Linked DNA regions of Homo sapiens: region 1 is linked to region 2. A link is an interaction called in ENCODE POLR2A ChIA-PET data of the cell type or tissue named here. Cell type or tissue: Panc1. All regions are shown on one strand. Links, peaks and the distances in the headings refer to the core of each region. The heading gives the core; the rest is flanking DNA. Region 1 overlaps SMAD3 (SMAD family member 3). Region 2 overlaps IQCH (IQ motif containing H).

What was found. ChIA-PET counts read pairs that join two places held together with the same protein. Peaks named below come from ENCODE experiments on the same cell type or tissue, not always from the same donor. Only the 100,000 strongest peaks of a DNase experiment are listed, where the experiment ranks them.
Region 1: POLR2A ChIA-PET joins it to region 2 with 13 read pairs; 2 of 35 experiments call an interaction of 5 or more read pairs at or near these places.

The regions. Positions count from the first base shown.
Region 1 is chr15:67,160,097-67,169,872 of GRCh38, reverse strand. It overlaps SMAD3 (SMAD family member 3), which reads right to left. Exons shown (of 9, transcript NM_005902.4): 2 at 4,785-4,978; 3 at 4,489-4,620; 4 at 3,020-3,094. Among named protein-coding and RNA genes, the nearest start is that of SMAD3-AS1, 18 kb to the right of the region's middle. RefSeq lists enhancers at 1,009-1,678, 1,679-2,350, 2,351-3,020. In Panc1, for the core only: no CTCF peak of the experiment used is centred there; no DNase peak of the experiment used is centred there; H3K27ac peaks cover 8,000 bases.
Region 2 is chr15:67,307,884-67,318,802 of GRCh38, reverse strand. The region is part of intron 4 of IQCH (IQ motif containing H); the gene reads right to left. Among named protein-coding and RNA genes, the nearest start is that of IQCH, 59 kb to the right of the region's middle. In Panc1, for the core only: no CTCF peak of the experiment used is centred there; no DNase peak of the experiment used is centred there.

The DNA of each region.
Region 1 (9,776 bases), core at 1,777-9,776, 150 kb after region 2:
AAAAAGAACTCACATGGTATCAGCCTTCAAAAATAAAACAGTGGACACTTTTCCAGAGCAGCATCCTGCTCGTCCCCGCTCCTCTGTTCCTCTATCAAGAAGGCTGCGGAGGCCGGGTGCAATGGCTCACATCTGTAATCCCAGCACTTTGAGAGGCTGAGACTGGGGGATCACTTGAGCCCAGGAGTTTGAGACCAGCCTGGGTGATATAGGGAGACCCTGTCTCTACAGAAAAAAAAAAAAAAAAAAATAAGCCGTAAGTGGTGAAGGCTGAGGCTGGACAATTACTTGAGCCTAGGAGATGGAGGCTGCAGCGAGCTGTGTTTGCACCACTGCACACCAGCCTGGGCAGCAGTGAGACTGTTTCAAAAAATAAAAATAAAAAAGGAGACTATTTGTTAACCACCCTATGGGGTCTAATTCCACCCCATGAAATCTATCAGTCCTGAGACTGGGTCCAGCATCTGGCCTCAAGTGAATGCTGCCTTGCGCTGTTTGTGGGAATCTCTTCTTTTGCCCCAACTCAGCTGTAACCTCCTTGAGGGCAAGGGAAGAACCACGGATTTCTCCTTCTCCCCTGTAACCCCAAATGCAAAGGGGGATGTGGAATATTCACCGAGAGAACTAAGTTACAGAATCAGTCACAGGGTCTAGACAACCCCACGAATCAGCTACGTGAGTTTGGCTAAGCCGTTTAACTTCTATGAGCCTTAATTTTTTCCTCAGGTATAAAATGAGGATAATATCATCTACTGTGTGACATGTAAAAATTAAGTAAGACTGTGCATATAAAAATGCTTACACCATGACCGCTACATGGTAGGCACTGGATAAATGCTTGTCCCCTGTTTTGTGCTGGCCTGAACCACAAAGACCTAGGAAGTCCAAGGGGCCTTCTCACAAGTCTAAAAGGGCGCATATGTAGGTGAAGGGACATGGGGAACAACGTGACCCTCTGGCCCGAGACACTACCACACCCTGGGGGGCAGGGAAGCCAAGCCCGTGAGCAACTGGACTATCCAAGCAGGCAACTCTGAAGAACAGAGACTAAAACAGGAGAGCCCCCACCCACACACTGGCTGGGGTCCGCAAGTCTGGTCTGTCTCTACTGTAGATAAATCACTCATGTTCACAACAGGACCCTGCAGGCACACTTAATGAGAAGAAAGGAAGAAGGGAGAGGGGACAGAGTAAAGGGAGGCACAAGGAGGAAGAGGAGGGAGAAGAAACAAGAGCTGACAGGGTGAAATCTGGGCTGCTCTTTCCAATCTCCAGCCCCTCTGGTCCATGTTTGTTTGTAACAATAATCATTGTGCAAATATGGAGAGCAGCAGAAAGGGAAGAGGGAGCGCAGAGTGGGAAGAAACACAGCAGCTGGAGACATGCTGCTCCGCTGGCCTGCTTCCCACGCCTGCACTGAATAGCTGCAAGCTTGCAGCGGTCACTTGGCATCGGATACAGGAAGGTCTTCGATGCATTCCAGCTGGTTCGCGCTACTAGTCACTCCGCCGGGTGGGTGTGTTTCACCGGGTGTGCTCAACCCAAAAGTGCCACGATGTCCAGGCTGGATTTCAGCAACTACAATGTACATGCGAGTCTCTTTCGGTCTCTCAGGAATTGCACAACCTCAGCCAGGTGCGGTGTAATCCCAGCACTTTGGGAGGTCGAAGCGGGCAGATCACCTGAGGTCAGGAGTTTGAGACCAGCCTAGCCAACATGGCGAAACCCTGTCTCTACTAAAAATACACAAATGAGCCGGGCGTGGTGCTGCATTGCCTGTAATCCCAGCTACTTGGGAGGCTGAGGCAGGATAATAGCTTGAACCCAGGAGGCAGAGGTTGCAGTAAGCTGAGATCGCGCTACTACACGCCAGCCTGGGCAACAGAGGGAGACTCTGTCTGGGAAAGGTGGGGGAAGGAATTGCACAATCTCTTCTGGGCTGTGTGCGAGGGCAGGTGGCTCTGCTGTGTCTAGCGGCTCTGTGTGTACGAGGCATGCCCACCACCATCGGAATGGAACATCTGCGTGGTTCCCTCTCCCCTTCTCCTCCTCTCCCAACCACACACAACTCAGTACACATTCTATGTGGCAGCTGGGGTTCAATTCAAGAAGCTGCTGGTCTGGAGCCAATTTGGTCCTATAACAAATGATATGGGAAACATCTGGAGATGTAGCAGGAGAGAAATAAGCCCTGCCCCTCACGGCAGGAGCACACACATCACATGTGGTTGTCACACAAAAATACTGGCTTCAGGGGTCTCCACTGGTCATCAGAAGAGGCATTAGTTCCATTCAGCCTCTCCTTGCCTCCCATGTGACTGCTTGAGGTGATCAAGGCCACTCTCTACCCTGCTGCTGGTGACATCTCACTAAGGCACAGGCCCTGCTTACAGCCTGCAGCGGTTCCCATCAGCCCTGACTAAATGCCAAGTGGTCTGGCTAGCTTGAAGGTCCACCACACTGGGACCCCTGTGTGGCAGGCCCTCCCATCTTCTCCCCACTGGAGAGAGTGTATCCTCCAGCCACGCTGAGCTCCCTGGGCTAGACACTCTCTGGACTCCAGACACACTGAGCTCTTACTGTCCCCAGAATGCACCAGGCTGTCCTGCCCAACCCCCATGACTCTGCCTGGCACACCCCTTGCCCACTCTAACAGCTTGGCTAACACTTACACATCACCAAGACTCAACCTGGGGAAAAACCTGGACTGCAAGGTGCTGCTCCTCCCCAGACCGGGTGAAGTGGCCCTGCTGTGTGCCTGGTGCCATGCGGCATCTTCCATCAGGGCATACACGAGATGGCCCAGTGACTACTGACTGTCCTGTCAATCTCCCCCATCATCTGTGAGCAGCTCGGACCCTCTTCTATGCCCTGCCCCTTGCACATCGCGGTTGCTCTACAAATACTGGAGAGAGAGATAGAAGGGAGGGAGGGAGAGGGCGAAGAGGAAGGGATGGAAGGGATGAACCCACCAGCTGCTAATCAGTTAAGAATAAGAGCATGACCCTGCATGACTGACCTGCGTCCATGCTGTGGTTCATCTGGTGGTCACTGGTTTCTCCATCTTCACTCAGGTAGCCAGGGGGTGGGGTCTCTGGGAATCAGAAGGAAGGTGGTCTGTTAAAAGGCCTTCACAGCTTGGCTCTGAGACACCTTTTGCAAAGACATCACACATGCACACCATGATGCTAGCATCCGTGGCTGTAGGAGCTCCAGGTCTTGGAGTAGAGGTTCCAGCTCTTGGTTCTGTTGTCCTCGCCCCTGTCCACCTCTGACTCCCGCTTGGATCATAACTGCCTTTGCTCACGCAGGACCGGATCAACTCCCAAGTCTGAAATGTGTACTCCTAGAGCCTCTGCCAGGCTAACTTATCCTGGTCCTTCAAGGTGAGGGTTAAGCCCCACCCCCTCCAGGGAGGCGTCCAGACTTGCCTCCGCCTCACCCCTTTCTGTCCTCTGAAGATCTGCAGGCTCAGACCCACCCTTTGGTCCCTACTATCTTCTTCTGTGCAGACCAGGTGTTATTATTTGTTGTCTCTAAGGGACGTGTCCTCACTCAGCAGTTAGGTTGCAAGTTCAATGACGGCAAAGACAGTGTGATCTATTTCTCTGAAACCTCCCCCAGACCCTGACTGAAGCCCTCCAAGATTTGCTCTTTGAACAGGGAGTAGTTGACTTACCCGCGGGACGCCAGGGCTACCCGCAAAGGATCTGAGAAGGTTGGACAGTGGGTCTCCTCCTTAACACTCTGACCCAAGCACACAGGCCTGTAGCCAATCTCAGCCCAGTAAACTAACCCAGGATGAACGTCACGTCCAAATTAGAATGCTCTAAGAGGAACGCAGCAGGATTACTGCCCCAGCAAGCAAAAGTGACTAGCCCAAGTGCTGCCAAGCACAGCTTTCCTGGAGTCTGAAAGTGCTGGTGATTCACACGTTATTTGCATGTAAATGAGGGGCTTCTAAAAACATTTGCAGTCTTTGACGGCAAAGCCCATTTCTCCCTGCAGAGTGAAAACTCAAAGTCACTTCAATTCCCACCCAGGTTGGAGCCCCTCACCGAGGCCTGATGCCCAGGCGAATTTACAGAGCCAGCTCTCCGCACTTGCTGCCTGGCCCTCAGCTCACTCCCCGCCTCTGCAGACCCCCAGTCTATTGGGACTGAACACCAGTCCGGGCCTCAAGGGCGGTGAGAGAAACAGTGTTGCTATTTCCGCTTCCAAAATAAATGACTGCACCAAGGCCGGGCGGAAGGGTCACGCTGCTCCTCTATGCCAAGAAAAGCATCACTAGTGAGGGGGGAGCTGAGGTCATGGGTCCTCTCCCAACAGGGATGCGGTTCTGAGTCAGGGGCCCTCAGGCCAGAGCTGTGCGCAAAGAGGGGGTGAGCGGGGGACGGCCAGGGGGCAGAGATTGGGGCCACAGGACTGATGTCGGGGCTGACCGCTGCCCCTGCCTCCCAGGCCAGCCTGTGCCGCCCACGTGCCTACCTGGAATATTGCTCTGGGGCTCGATGCCTGCGGGGAAGTTAGTGTTTTCGGGGATGGAATGGCTGTAGTCGTCCAGTGGGGGGAACTCGGCCGGGATCTCTGTGTGGCGTGGCACCAACACAGGAGGTAGAACTGTCCGGGGGAGACAGAGCAGAGGTGGCTCAGTGTCGATGCCAGACCAGCACCAAAGTCCCCGCACCCCCAAGTGCACCGCAGACCCTCGGGGGGATGGGGAGCCGGGGAGAGGTGATGACCCCTGGCACCTGCTGTCCCCACAGGCAGGCCAGGCAGCATACCTGGTGTCTCTACTCTCTGGTAGTGGTAGGGATTCACGCAGACCTCGTCCTTCTTCATATTGAAGGCGAACTCACACAGCTCCATGGCCCGTAGCTCGTGGTGGCTGTGCAGGTCTGGCCATCGCCACAGGCGGCAGTAGATGACATGAGGGAGCCCCTTCCGATGGGACACCTGCAACCGGCCATCCAGGGACCTGCCAGGACGGGGAGGGGCAGAAAGAGAGGGAAATGTGGATTGTGCTTGCTTTCTGCAGAGTCCGGCCTCCTACTTTCAGACACTTGGAAAGCTCTCTCTCCCCTCATTTCTCCCAGATCCAGAGGTCCAGGAGATCAGAGCACTGCTAGCTGAGAGTGCTGGGAGGGATCTCAGGAGAAGACAACAAAGGCCCCGTGAGGACTCCCAGCTGGCAGAGCGGGCCTCACCCACCAGTCCCCGGTGGGTTCCCCAACTTTGTACTGCTCTTCAGGGAGTGGCATTCCATGGGAAGGGCCCGCACTTCAGTCACTTCAGTTGTGCTTGGAAAAGGTCCAGGAGCCACTCATCGGCTTCCTACTCAGCCCAGAGGTGTGGAGAGGGGACAGGGCTGGGGAAGACAATGAGAGTTCTTTAGGCACAGATATGAGGACTACAGTGATCCAAAGAAGAGTGACAAAGTACAAAGGCTGTCTCCCCTCATTCACTCAGGTCTTCCCTTGCACATTAGAAAGTCAGGGGAAAAAAAGAAAACTTGCCTTTCCTCCTCTTTTTTTTTTTTTTTTTTTTTTTTTTTTTCTGAGACGGAGTCTCGCTCTGTTGCCCAGGCTGGAGTGTAGTGGCGCCATCTCGGCTCACTGCAAGCTCTGCCTCCCGGGTTCATGCCATTCTCCCGCCTCAGCCTCCTGAGTAGCTGGGACCACAGGCACCCGCCACTACGCCCAGCTAATTTTGTTTTTGTATTTTTAGTAGAGACGTGGTTTCACTGTGTGAGCCAGGATGGTCTCGATCTCCTAACCTCGTGATCTGCCCGCCTCAGCCTCCCAAAGTGCTGGGATTTCAGGCGTGAACCACCGTGCCTGGCCCCTCCTTTCTTTTTTAGTTATTTGTGGTGAGCAGGGAGTGAAAGACGGAAATTAAAGGGATTTTTTTTTTTTTTTTTTTTTTTTTACTTTTGATACAGGGTGTTGCTCTGTCACTCAGGCTGGAGTGCAGTGGCATGATCTCGGCTCACTGCAACCTCCGCCTCCCAGGCTCAAGTGATCCTCCCAGCTCAGCTTCCCAAGTAGCTGGGACTGCAGGGGCACACTACTGTGCCTACTTACAATTGGCCAGTGCCATGACCCTGTGTGAACCATGTCTTCTATGGTGATTTGGCCAAGCAGCTATGACCCGGTGCCCTTACCTCTCAAGCCAGGCCAAAGTGTGGTCCCTGACCAGCAGCAGAGGTTCAGGGAAGTTTGTTAAAAATGTACATTCTCAGCGCCTACCCCAACCTACTAAATCAGAATCTTTCCCTTTGTGAAATCCCCAGGTGATCTGGATGATGAGAGTCTGGGTGGCTTACAGGAAAGGACTGGGGAGCTTGGGGCGGCAAAAGCATTGTCAGCTACAGGCAAGGCTGGGAGGCAGAAGGCTTCTGGAGGGACGTAAAACTTCAGATAGTGTCTGGTATTAGACAGGTGAGGAGGTGCCACTAAAATGGAGTCCCTTATTTAACACATATTTAATGAGCACCTATTATGTGTGACACTAAGGATACAGTGGTAAGGAAAGAGACTTCACTATGAGAAAAGGCCAGCAAAGTGGTCCCTGTCTGCAGGGACCCTCCATTCCACTGGGCAAGACCGGCATTAATCAAATAATCACCAAAACCACTTTGGGAGGCCGAGGCGGGTGGATCGCTTGAGGCCAGGAGTTCAAAACCAGCCTGGCCAACATGGTGAAACCCTGTCTCTACTAAAAGTACAAAAATCAGCCAGGCATGGTGGCGGGCGCCTGTAATCCCAGCTACTCAGGAGGCTGAGGCAGGAGAATCACTTGAACCTGGGAGGGGGAGGTTGCAGTGAGCCAAGATTGTGCCACTGCACTCCAGCCTGGGCGACAGAGCAAGACTCCGTTTCAAATCATCATCATCATCATCATCATCATCATCATCATCATCATCACAGAAACCTACAATTACACACAATGAAAGTGTCCTGAACGAAAATAACAAGGAACCCCAAGAGTGTATGACCATGGCACCCCACTTTGCTGAAGGACTGGACAGGGCATCTCAGAGGAGGTGATGGTTGACCTGAAGGCCTAAAGGGTAAGTAAGAACTAACCAGGCAAAGGGGTGCGGGAGAAGGGCAGTACAAGCAGAGGGAAAGGCACACACAAAGGCCCTGTGGAAAGTGGAAAACATGGTGAGGTCGGAAGAACAGAATGAAGGCCAGAAGGACTGGAGAGGGGATCATGAGAGAGAGCTGGCTTGAGACGAGGCCGGGGAGGCAGGCAGGGGTACTCTGCAGGGCCCCAAAGGCCATGATAAAGGCTTCTCCTGTTTTCTAAAAGCAGTATGTAGCCTCTGAGATGTGTAAGTGGGCTGTGCATACGTGTGAAAGAGACAGGCCCTGTGGAACTCTGGCTACGTGTGACCAACAGATTGCGGGTAGCAGGGATAGAAGTGGGGAGCAGATGAGATGGATGCTCATGAGTCACAGGTACCCTATTAAGAGGCAGGACTGCTTTTTCTTCAAGGAGGCCCATCCTAGGACCCTGCCAGTCAGTGCCATAATTTTTCTAATAGCTGGCAGGGCTGGCAGTGAGACATTTGCAAGCTTTCCCTCTGTGCCTTCTTATGACCGAGGGCACCCATTTGCCTGAATACAGAGAATTCATGGGCACTCTGTGAAGGAAGGGCTGGCCAGATGCCACCAACAGCACCAACCAAAGAGAGAAACAGAGGGATCCAATCACACTCTCCAAGCCACTGGCCTGGGAAGGGGAAAGGACAGACAAAGGTCATAGCTGGGCTTGGTCACAGGAACTGACCTGGAGCTGCTGACTAAGGGCATCTTGAAGGATGTAATTACCTTCCTCCCTTGGGGCCCCAGAACAAGGAAGCCCTACAGCTGAAAAACAGTAATTACCAGGCAGATCGAGAAGACAGCCTGGGACTCGTCCCTGAGGTATAAAAGGAGGACTGGCGGATGTGGAGCCATAAGACCTGGGGTAAAGGAGGGTTCTACTCTCCTAGCTGGGAGACACTGGGCAGCTCATGAGCTTCCTAGGACACTCAGTTTTCTCATCTATAAAATGGGGTATTCTGCCCCCCGACCTCCTGAAGCTTGGTTTCCATTTGAAAGTGCTTCATAAACACCCACAAATTAGCGTTATTATTCTCTATCACAGCAGATACTCCCCAAACCCAGCCCTGGATAAGTAGGGTGAGCTGGAGGTTGAACAGGAGTAAAAGGGAGAGTGGGAAGTGGTGAGTGGGAATAGAGAATTATTCAGCTGTTCTCCTTCTCCTGCAAAGCCACTGGGTGCCCACAGATTAGGGAAGTGGCCGTATTTGCTCTTCGGTGTTTGACAAAACTCCCAAAAAAGGGCCAGCTGGACATCATAGCCTCCTCTGCAAGAGAAGGCCTTGGAGAAAAGCTCATGCCAGCAGCGGGGGAGAATGGGGCTGTGGAGGTAAGCTCCATCTAGGTGATAGAAGTGGGTGGCCCTCTTGCCTTAGTAGTAATATTAATCATACATGAATCACTTGGATATTAATTAAACTTTTAAAAACAAGGGAGCTACAATAATCAAGGCAGTATGGTAATGGCACAAGGACTGACAAACGGATCAATGGAACCTAACAGAGTCCAGAAATAGTTACATATATATGGACGACTGGCTTCAACAAAGGTCCAAAGACAATTTAGTGGAGCAAGGACAGTCTTCAACAAATGGTGATGTAACAACTGGATATGTAAAAAAGATAATCTTCAAACTACACATTGTAACCCTATACAAAAACAAACTGAAGTGAAACTTAAACTCTAAAATGTCTAGAAGAAAACAGGAGAAAATCTTTGTGACTTTTTGGGATAGACAATGATTTCTCAGATACCACACCAAAAAGCACTTAATAATAATAAAAAAAAAATCAGACCGCATCAAGATTTAAGCCTCTGGTCTTTGAAAGACACTGTTAAAGGAATAAAAAGGCAAGCACTAACTAAGAGAAAATATTTGCAAAGCGTATATTTGATAATAGACCTGTTTCTAGAACTCTGAAAACTCAATATTAACAATTCAATCTTCTTTTTTTTTTTTTTTTTTTTTTTTTTTTTTTTTTTTTTTTTTGAGATGGAGTCTCGCTCTGTCGCCCAGGCTGGAGTGCAGTGGCACAACCTTGGCTTACTGCAAGCTCCACCTCCTGGGGTCACGCCATTCTCCTGCCTCAGCCTCCCGAGCAACTGGGACTACAGGCGCCTGGCACCGCGCCCGGCTAATTTTTCGTATTTTTAGTAGAGACGGGGTTTCATGTGTTAACCAGGATGGTCTCGAACTCCTGACCTCGTGATCCGCCTGCCTCGGCCTCCCAAAGTACTGGGATTACAGGCGTGAGCCACTGCGCCCAGCCAACAATTCAATCTTTTAAAAAAGAGATACATGATTTGAACAGACACTACCCAGAAAGATATGAAGACAACAAGCATATGAAAAGATGCTTGACAATGTTGATCATTAGAGAAGCACAAATTAAAACTACAATGAGATAGGACTACATACTTATTAGAATGGCTACAATTAAAAAGCCTGATCATGCCATGTATTGGCAAGGATGTGGAACAACTGGAACTCCCTTCCACTGCTGGTGCAAATGTAAAATGGTACAACTATTTTGGAAAACAGCTTGGAAGTTCCTTTCTAAAATATTTTATTTTGGGGGATACACAGTAGCTATACATATTTATAGGGTACTTGCGATATTTTGATACAAGCATACAATGTGTAATGATCAAATCTGGGTAATT
Region 2 (10,919 bases), core at 2,920-10,919:
TAACAAGTCCTCCCTTTCCCATTGACTTACAGTGTCACCTTTATTACATTCCAAGTTATTTCTTACACTAAGGGCAATATCTACGCTGAGTTTTTTATTCCATTGATCTATCAATTTTTCTACCCATGGAAATAATTATTGTAATTTTATTATATGTTTTAATAAGTGGTATGAAAAGTTCACCTTCATTAATCTTCTTTAGGGGGAAAAAAAGAGGCCTTTTGCCTATTCTTCAAGATGATGAATACTAGCAAGTTGAAAAAATTAATATTCCATGCAAACCAAATAAAACCCATAGGAATTTTGATTGGAATTACATTGGACATAAAGATTAATGTGGGAAGAACTGGCATACTTATAAACATTTTCCTTCTCAGGAATATGATATGTCTTTCCATTTATTCAAGTGTTCTCTGATGTTGTTCATTAAAGTTTTGGAGTTTTCTTCACATAGGTCCCCCATTTTTTATGTGAAGATTATTACTAGGTACATGTGTTCCTCATTAGAGAGGGGACTGTGGAGAGGGAGAAGAGAAAGAAAGAGAAAGAGAGAAACAAAAAGGAGGGAAGGGAGAAGGAAGGAAAGGAAGGCAAGAAGGACGAAGGGAGAAAGATCATACATCCAAACATGGAAAACAAATCCATTTAAAAGTTCATAATAATTATCTCTAGGTGGAGGGACTGAGGTTACATAATTTTTTATCTTTCAACCCTTGTATTTTCCAAGTTTTCTTCAATGAGAATGTGAAAAAAGTGTTACAATCAGAAAATTGGGCATGGGGGTGAACAAAGCTTCATGTTTGCTTCCTAAAGCCAGCTGCTATGTTGACTACCTGGGCCTTGGGTTCACTTCCAAAACATAAGTCCTAGGATTGTGCTACAATCACCTAAGGGAAGCCGTGTGTAGGGCTTGGGGGTGGGAAGAAGGAGATGGAGAGATGAGAGAAATATGGCTCAAAACCATGCCCATGAAACTAGACAGACCCTCCCTGCCCTGTCACTTCTCTACAGAATCCTTCCTCTTCATTCAATTACATTTTATTGAATTAAATTAATCATTTATTGAGTACCTTCTATGCATAATGCATTTTGTAAGGTACCCTAGAAGATATTTAAGTGAAAAAAATATGGCTCTTGCCTTCCAGGAGATCTAACAAGAGGAAAAGATACGAAGTCCCTTTTCAATTCAAGGTATACCATATGAATGCTTTAAAAGCATGCTATGATGGCCTAGGCAAGAGAAAATTAATTCTACCTTAAAAGAGCTGGATAGACATTATCATGGACAAAAAGAGGGCTGGCCAGGTGTGATGGTCACACTTGTAATACCAGCACTTTGGGAGGCTGAGGCAGGCAGATCATTTGAGGTCAGGAGTTCGAGACCAGCCTGGCCAACATGGTGAAACCCTATCTCTACTTAAAAAATACAGAAATTAGCTGGGCATGGTGGTGTGCACCTGTAATCCCAGCTACCCGGGAGGCTGAGGCAGGAGAATCACTTGAACCTAGGAGGTGGAGGTTGCAGCAAGCTGAGATCACGCCAGCCTGGGCTACAGAGTGAGACTCCATCTCAAAAAAATAAAAATAAAAAAGAAAAAGAAAAACTTAACATAGTTCTCACTCAATTATACAGGTCTTTAACAAGGTATTATTCAAAGTCACACACAAATAAATGCAAATTTATATGGCATTCTGACAAGGTTGGACATTACATCTGAAGTTAGAGATATGAACGTAGTTGGGGAAGTTTTCATCTTAAAAGTACTAGCTCATCTTCTTGTTCTAGTCCTTGAGTTAACACAGCCTTTTATTAAATACTCTGATCTTTTACTTCTGCCTCAGATTGGGGCAGAGAAATTTCCTCATTGAATTCCTTGGTCATTAAGAAAGCAATCTTTGACTGGGCCCAGATCTGTCCCTCAAATGCAGGTCAAAATCACCACCCTCAAAGCTACCTGGAAGGTAGTATAGAAAAGGATAAAGAATGCTACGTTGAAAGTCCGACTGGTTGAGTTTGAATTATGATCCTTTGACTTTTAGCTTGTATGACTTTGGGTGAATTTTATTTAACTGCTTTTTTGCCTCAGTTTCCCCAAATGTAAAATGAAAGTAGGAATAGTACTTACCTCTTAGGGTTACTGTGAAGATTACATGAGATGATCCATGTAAAGTGTACTTAACACCATGCCCAACTCAGAGAAGCCCTCAGAAATGTTAGCTATTGCTTTATAGCTAAATTTTAATTTATATTCCCTTCTATTAAAGTCCAGTATCTACACTTTAAACTATGGATAAATGGAATACTAAACCCAAGATGGTAGAAAGTTGGTGATAGGTACTTTCCCTGGGATGTAAATGTTTAGATTAAATGCTAATTCCATAAATTAGATGACATAATTCCACAAGTAAAATGGTTACAGTTTGAAAATCCTTATCTTAAAAAGTAAAACCTCCTGCCCAAAATTATGGTTATGTTAAACTAACCCAGTATTAGATATGGAGTAAACTTTTAAATGAGTGGAGAAGACAATGCTACTGCTCTCTTGGGTCACTGTTTTCACTATACAACTCCTCCTGATAATCTTCTATAAGGGTCAGCCCCATCTTAAGTGAGAAATGGAAAAGGGCATTTTGGAACTCAGAAAATTGAGTTTTCTTAGGAACAATCTTAAAGTGGTTAGGTCCCCAGGCAAGCTCATATAACGTATTAGTACATCTGAGCCCAACCATTAGACGTATCTGGGCCTCTCACCAGCTACACAAGGAGAAAGGAGAATTATTTTTCTCTAAAAGTAACTCCTGGTGGCTTTGGGAAGATGAGGAGATAAGGAATCTCCTTATTTTTCTCTTTCTCCTCCTGATACATTCTGTTTGTTCCAGGCAGGGTTTCTCTCATCCTCTGGATAGTATAATTACTCAGATAGGACGTATAAACTAGTGACAAGGAGATGTGCCACCCCTTACCCCAAATGGGAGTGTTAAACTAGAAAAACAGATACATGATCAATGTGGACAGATCCATGCAGAAGCTGACTTAAAAGATTCAAAAAGGGAATGTAGTCTAATTGGTGTTATCAAAGACATAAGACATCAGCTGAAGGCGAGTGGTATTTCATAGCAGGAAAGTAGTAAAAAGGAAGGCAATGATTAAGAACACAGGCTCTAATATCAGATAGAGCCTGATTCTGAGTTCTATCACTTACTAATTGAATGACTGGAGAAAGTAACTTAATTTCTCTATACTGAAGTTTCGTTACCAGTAAGATGGAGATAATATCACTCATTCCACGGGGATTAATGTGATATAACATAATGCACATAGTCAACCCCAAGCAGATAGTAGCTATTAATATTTATTATAAAAAGTTGAATTGGAGAGTCAGAATTTCTCAGTATCCATAAAACACTCACTTTACAGGGATGTATTCATATCCTTTTGGCAAATGTAGCTTCACATATGGGTGCATCAGACTATAAAAGTGTGATTCTGCTGCTCACCAAGAAGACTGTCCAACTAATTACCTTAGTCGGTTTCCCTGTTCACTAAGCAGCCTTCTAACTGGATTCTGTGTAGCTTTCTAATAAGGAGAAAATATGCTCATCAGATCAGGCTGATTTGAACATTCAGGTCTGTTTGACCATGATAGCTCTCCTCAGAATACATAAAGTGGCATTTCAGTTTGTACATCAGTCTCTTATGAGTTCAGCTGTACCCAAGAGATTGACTGACTCTAACAAAATCAAATCTCTAATCCTATAAAGTCAAGGGTTAGATCTTGGGCTTCACTAAGGTATTAGCAGACTAATGGGCTCTAAGTTGCCAGCCAGCTGCCTATAAGACATCAATATTATCATACCTAAAACCATACCTCTTCCTGTTTCTGAACCAGAGGATTTAAATTGTTGACTTGCAAGACAGGAATAGCCTAAAGAATATTTTCTTCGAACTACACAGGGTTTAAGAAAATTATCTGATCACACATTTAAAAATTAGATTTCACAAAAAATATAAGCATGACTTTCCAGCTTCTTTTGGAAACCCAGCCACAAAAGGCTAGAGCTAAGGTGGCTACCTCCTGGAGGGAAGGCCTGTGTCCTCAGTTCAGCACTCCAGTAATGTGGACCTAGCCTTTACACTCAGTCATTTCAGTAACTTATTATCTGCCTGACCCAATACAACTATGTTGTGACTCCTATTTTAAATAAGAACAATTTGGACATTTTCTAAGGGTTTTTACTGCTTATATAAAAGAAAAAAATGTCAGGAAGTAAAAAGCCTGTTCCATGAACACCACTTTTCCTTTTTTTTTTTTTTTTTCATTTAGCACAAAGAGATGATAAGTTTGGAAACACACCCATCTTTCAGAAAACATTTGGATTAAGATAGTCTCTTGGGCATTTCTGTGCATTATTAGATTGGGAAGACAAGGGAGTTGGGGAGAGGGTGAGAGTGGGAGAGGAGGCTCATACTGTCCAGTGCTGAGGCTGGGAAGTGGCAATAGGAGAGTTGGGTGGGGGATGGGGGTCAGAAAGTGTGAGGAATCAACCATTCCTACTCTCTATCCTTTTCTCTTGCCACCACTTCTCTTGCCCAACAAGTCCTGCTTTTATCTAATGTTGGAGAGAGGGGTGAGAAGTAGGGATCAGGGATGAGGTTACAGGCAGAATTGTAAGTAGTAGTGGGGCATACAGCATTAGGACAGAAAGTAAGAGCGACTGAGAGGAAATCCCAGCCATCCAGTTAGATTGGCCAGTTCTGAGTGGCCATTTATATGAAAGGGACAGAGAGTTGTATGTAAATGGTCAGGGGAAGGTGCTGCCTGCAGAACTCTACTTAGGCAGTTTTATGATCATCTAACAAGTTCAGGAGATAATGTTATTCAAAAAAGTACTATTGCTTTATAGCCAAAGGGAGAGGAAATAAAGTTTAATAACTAATGAGGACATCAAGGGATAGAGATCATTCTAAAGAATTCTAAAGTTGCCCTTCAGTTAAAGCAGCTGGAGAAGTGATCTAATTTCAGAAGCTGTCTGCATTAAGCCCTGCCTTCTATGATCCTGACTGAAAATCACACAGTTGGATTTCAGTGGCCCATTCAAGGCCATCCATCAACTGGCCTCCACAGCCAACCACATCTTTTGGTTTCTACAACTTGATTAGGCAAAGCTCTAAGCCATCCTCTGTTACTCTCACTATTCTCTACCTCTGCCTTTGCTTGTATTGCTTCTGGTACTTAAAATGCACAACACCTCTCCTTTAGTCTTGCCCATCAGTTCCTCTAAGGCCTATCTTAAGGCTTGCCTCCATCCATCAATTACATTGATCCTTGAGAGACTAGTGGTTCCACAAGGAACCAAATGAGCATTAATCTGGGAGTCACATAACCAGGACTGTGGCCCTGACGATGATTCTGAAGTAGCCAATTTATCTTTTCAGTATGTAGATAAAGAATTTGTCTTTAGAGACTAAGTGGTATACCTATGTTAACTTGGTTTACAGCACCAGAATTGAGAGCAGGATTGAAAACCCAAGTCCTCTGATTCTCCATCTACGGCTCTTTCTACTAAAGCATGCATGGCTGTTTTCAGACCTCTTAGTTGCCAACCATAAACTGATTTATTTTTCAGGCTATTGTGAAGATTATATAATCTTTTAATATAAATAATCAATTATATAAATCTGGTATTTTCAGGTCATATTGCCCAAACTTTATGGCCTAATGAGAGGAATCTCCTCTAAGTAAGTATCTTCTGGGTTTACTTTACACATTCTGTAGTATAATTCAGAGGCAATGCTTTTAAAGAAAATGTAGGGCGAATCACTCTAGTCTATGGGTACTTACTTCTATTCTACCAAGGAGGTTTTAAAAGTCTAGGAATGTATACTTGAATTCAAGTACAGTTTAAGGTACAATGGGTTAGAATACTGGAGAACACAGCAATAGTATTTATTCATCTCAAGAACCTCTCAGTAGATAATTAACCTGGACCATGATAAAAACAATCCTATTAGTCCCATTTCTCTTGTGGCTAATGCTATCACACTACTTGCTGAAGTATTTTTCCTTTGCTTCATTTTAAACAGAACACTTACTATATTATTGCAAGCATTACCACTTTCGTAGCTGCTCTATTTTCCTCCTTGCAACAGAAAAGCAACAGTAATTAGGCAAAAGCATAAATTTTATATTTTAACTCAAGAAGATGTAATTCTTATAAAAATCTGGGCTGGTAGTCTAGACGTATCCACTTTTCCATAGATTTTTGGCACCATCAACTAAGAGAAGTGGATATTTCACCCATAAAGAATACAGGGTTTTTAGGATATTTCTCTGTTCTGATGCATACTTTGTCCCACACTGGATTTTTGCGTGAAAGAAAAGATCTATCACGGCTCTAACTTTTGGGACGTCGTGAACCCCTTTGGCAATCTGGTGAAGCCTACAGACCCCTTCTCAGAATAATGTTTTATAAATGGATTAAATAAAATACATGGGAACCTATTATACTGAAATACAGTTCTACCCATAGACCCCTGTACCCTAAACCTATCATAGGTGTGACACAGTTCCCTCTGTCTATTGAAATACAGTTCTACCCATGGACCCCTGTACCCTAAACCTACCATAGATGTGACACAGGTCTCTGTGCCTACCTAAATTTGGCTTTTCAAAGTGGAATTAATTTTGAGGTTAGAAACACTATCTCTCAGTATGTAATCAAACAAATACTCAAGTTCAAGGCCCAAGTCATAAAGTGAAAAGGCACAAAGTAAAAGTATATCATAGGGGAGCAGGCCTAGTCCTGTTAGCAGGTGGCTGCTGACCTGGAATGATTTCAGAGCAGTGCAAAGGCTCTCTTCCTGGATTCCCCCAAATCCCTCTTCTCTCTGTCCACTCATGCTTGAAATCCCTTAATAGAGCCTAACTCCTTTGTTTTAATTAAGTAGCGGATTTGCTCTTGTTAAAAAATAAATACCCATGGGAGAGGTAATACTTGATGCCAAAGATTTGCAAATTTATTTTCAGCAGTAGAACAAGTTTTTCAAATGCAACCTTAAATAGATGCTGATAAATAAGTAAATGCAAATTTTATAAGAATTTAGTATAATTGTGTATGTCAAAACATATATAAGTAACAATTGCATATAGTATTATGTACCTATATGTATATAATTGTTACTTAAATATAGTATGTGCTTACATTATATATTATATAAATATTTATATTATATATTTACTATATATGTATTTATATTATATATTTCTGGTTATAGCAATATAAACCAACACTGGAAACAATAAGGCTGTTTTGATGAAGACAAATTATGAAATCAAGAGTTATAAATAACTGCAGTCTTACATCTATCACAGAATACAATTTGTTTATATATTTTATTTTGCCTGCACAAGATGTAGAAAATCCAGATGTTAACAAATAAGTAATTTCAAATAGCTAACAATTTGTTATGGTAGTTATAATCTCAGAATTTAGTTCAATTAAAATGATCCAGAAACTTTAAAATAGTAGAAATTTTTTGTTTCAAAATAGAATGACTAACAATATCTACCAACTGCTTACATTCCTTAATAATTAAGGATTAGTTGGTAAGTAGTCAATTGGGGGATATTTGACAAATAGATTTCATAATTAATTTGAATCCTGACTCCCCTTGCTTACCACACAACCTCAGGCAAGTAGCTTAATCTTAGTCTCAGTTTCCTTATCTATAAAATGATTATAAAAATGGCACCTACTTAGAGGTGTAAGGGTTAAATAAGATAGTGTACATAAAACACTGTGTCTGGCAAACTTAATAAATGCTACTACAATTGAAGAGCTAAATTACCAAAAATATTTTTCAAATGTGTCATGTAACATTTTAGGATGTTCTATCACATCCCATTTAAATTTCTTTTCAGATATCTCGCCACCCTTCTCTTTCAGACAGTCACTGAGTTTCAAAAAAATCTAATTTTGTTTTGCATGTTGAGTCCAAATTTTGACATTATGCTTCATTGTTGACTTTTATCTGCAGTTGTAAACAGAATAACATTGCAACCTTGCACTGTCAAAGATTGTATAGCTCATTTCAAATCATGTAAGAACCAACCCAAACTTAAATCAAGCAGTGAAACAATCTGTGATGCTACACTATCATGATATGGCTATATTATTGTAATTGTATACTTGACTATTATGCTGTGCCAAAAGTATGCACCAGAGAACTTTCCTGGCTTTTAATTGATAGTAGCACACATGTGTTCTAATACTAATACCAATTAATGTTTCTTGAATGATTACGAGGAGTCAGGCACTGCTTTATGACCTTCACACATATTAGCTTATTTAATCTTTGCTTATTTATTTGTATGATTATTACAGGAGTGTATATGAGCAGATCTGAATTTCAAAATATGACTAGTACAAAGCTACACCCTATCTAATAAAAAACACCTTTATGGGAAATTCAAATGTACACACACACACTCAGAGTAAGCCTGAAAGCACAAATTAACCCACTGACGATCAAATGATCAAATGCATTAAAATTTGGCATCAATTGAAATATGTAGGTATTCTTCTTTATTATACTTAAAATGCTTAAATATTTATCATTAAAAATCAAATGCAAATTAAATGCTTAGAACCCCTCTGAAACTCACTGGAGTTCTCCAATTTGAAAATGAACATTAAATCCTATTACTCACTTACACTAGGATGTAAAAGGAGCCAAATCAGATTCTTTTCTAAAAGCATAAGTGTGAAGAAGGAAATGAGAGATTTTTAACACTAATTCATTTTTCAGGAAGGTAAGAACCTTATTAGGTACCCATTATGTGCCAGCAATGTTAATATATTATCTGTATTCTCCATAGCACCCTTATCTAGTAGGCATCATTATCTTGACTTGACAAAAGAGGGAACACCGGATCTGAAATGTAATTTGCTTACCTAGGGTTCAGTAACTGCAAAATAGCAGATAGGACCCAAACTTTGATCTACTCAGCTCCAAGCCCCTCCCAGCACACCAGATTGCCTCTCCATCTTGCTTCCCCCATTCATAAAACAGAAAAATGAGAATGAGTGAGACAGAGTAACCTGCTCTTGGAAACACTAGTTAGTTAGTGGCAAGGCTGCAACAGGAATCCAGTAGTACCAGCATTTCACTAGGTAAATCCTATCAGATGGCCCATGGAGAGGGTATCCTGTGCAACTAGGCCTACTAGGAGCCAGCAAAATCATTACTTCACTTCAAAACTCAACATCAGTCTATATAGCTTCAGAGCAGAGACTAGACAGAGGAGGGGACAAATCAGTCCTGTCCTTAATACCTAATATGTGTAAAACACTGCTTGGTGCAGGGGAGGATTTGAAAAACAGACAAACAGAACAGACAACAAGGTCCCTGTCCTCATATCTGTGTGGGAAAGAAAGCATAATCATGTAAAATATTAAATAGCATCCCTGGAGGAGACCTCAGCAATATTCTGGTTCCCTCCCTGGACCCCTACAATAATATGTTTTAAATGACAGTATAAAACAATGGCACAATACAATATATGAGACTTGCCAATAGTAATAACTAATATTTTTCAGAACACTTCTTTGTACCAGGACCTTTGTTAAGTGCTTTGAATTATCTCATTAAAAACTCAATACAATCCTATGAGATAGATACTTTTATTGTGGACATTTTACATGAGGAAAGGGAGACTGTTTCTGGGAGATCCCGGTCTAGTAAGGATTCACACCAGGCAGTCTGACCCAGAATCACTATTCTAAGAGCTAAAAAGTGGTTTCAGTTCAGCATAGGGTTGGTTTGGGAATGCATACAGGATCATGGCAGAGAAGCTCAAGAAACATACCACTATAAATAAATTAAAAGAACTCACTACAGCTAGATTTTTTTTTATGAATGTTATCTGACAAGGCTATAGCCTCTCATTGCCTCTCCCTGCTCCCAGAGCAATGGGCTTTAGTGAGACAGCCATCCACCAGCCAACATTCCATCACTTTCCTCAGCTTTCCCATTATTCCAAACCAATGCAGAATTGACATTCTGAATAGCAACAACATACAAAGGCAATACACTACCACCTCCACCACCACCACCACCACCTTCACTGCCATATTAGTGGAATATATTTTATAGGCTGTGAATCAGGAAGGACATGAAAAGTCACTCCTTTGTCAAAAACTCTTTCTAAGCAACCTGAAGAGAAAGCTCACTTTAAATGATAGGAGTGGGATGTTGTGCATGCCACCACAGTCCTTGGGTGATGACTTTGTGTCATAAATAGGATATGGCATTTCAGAATGTCTTTAAAGCTATTTCCTTTTGTTCAACTAATTTAATTTACCAAATGCTCCTGGGAAAAGGGAGGGGGACCAAGATGCTGACTCCACATTTCCTGAAAAATCAACATTTTCTTTTTAAACTGCTCTCAAAGAAATTGCATCTGATTGTTGTCTGCTGGCTCCCTCAAACTCTACCTCTGTCAAAATTCTGCCCCAGCAGGTGTGAGAAAGAATAGATGCAGAACTTGAGTGAATACCCACATCTGTTTTTGGAAAAAGAGAACAGAAGCAGCACAGAAGGAAGTAAAAGAGATAATTGCTGGCTTGAACTACAATACATTTTACTTGTGGGCAGAGGGCCAGCTTACAGCAGGCGGAATATGCAGGCCCATCTTATTGGAATTCAAGGGTGGGCCTCCATTCTTGTCCGGAGACAGCTGTAAACCAGCAGCCCATAGCATCACAATCAGGCACTGAGTTTTGTCAAGGAATGCTGATACGTACAGAAGCAGCTTTGTCTGCCTCAACTGCACCCCTACCTGGTGAAATGACAGTCAATCTCTGATTCCAGATGACAAGAACTGGATAAAAACTTAAAACAAATGGCGACCTTTCAA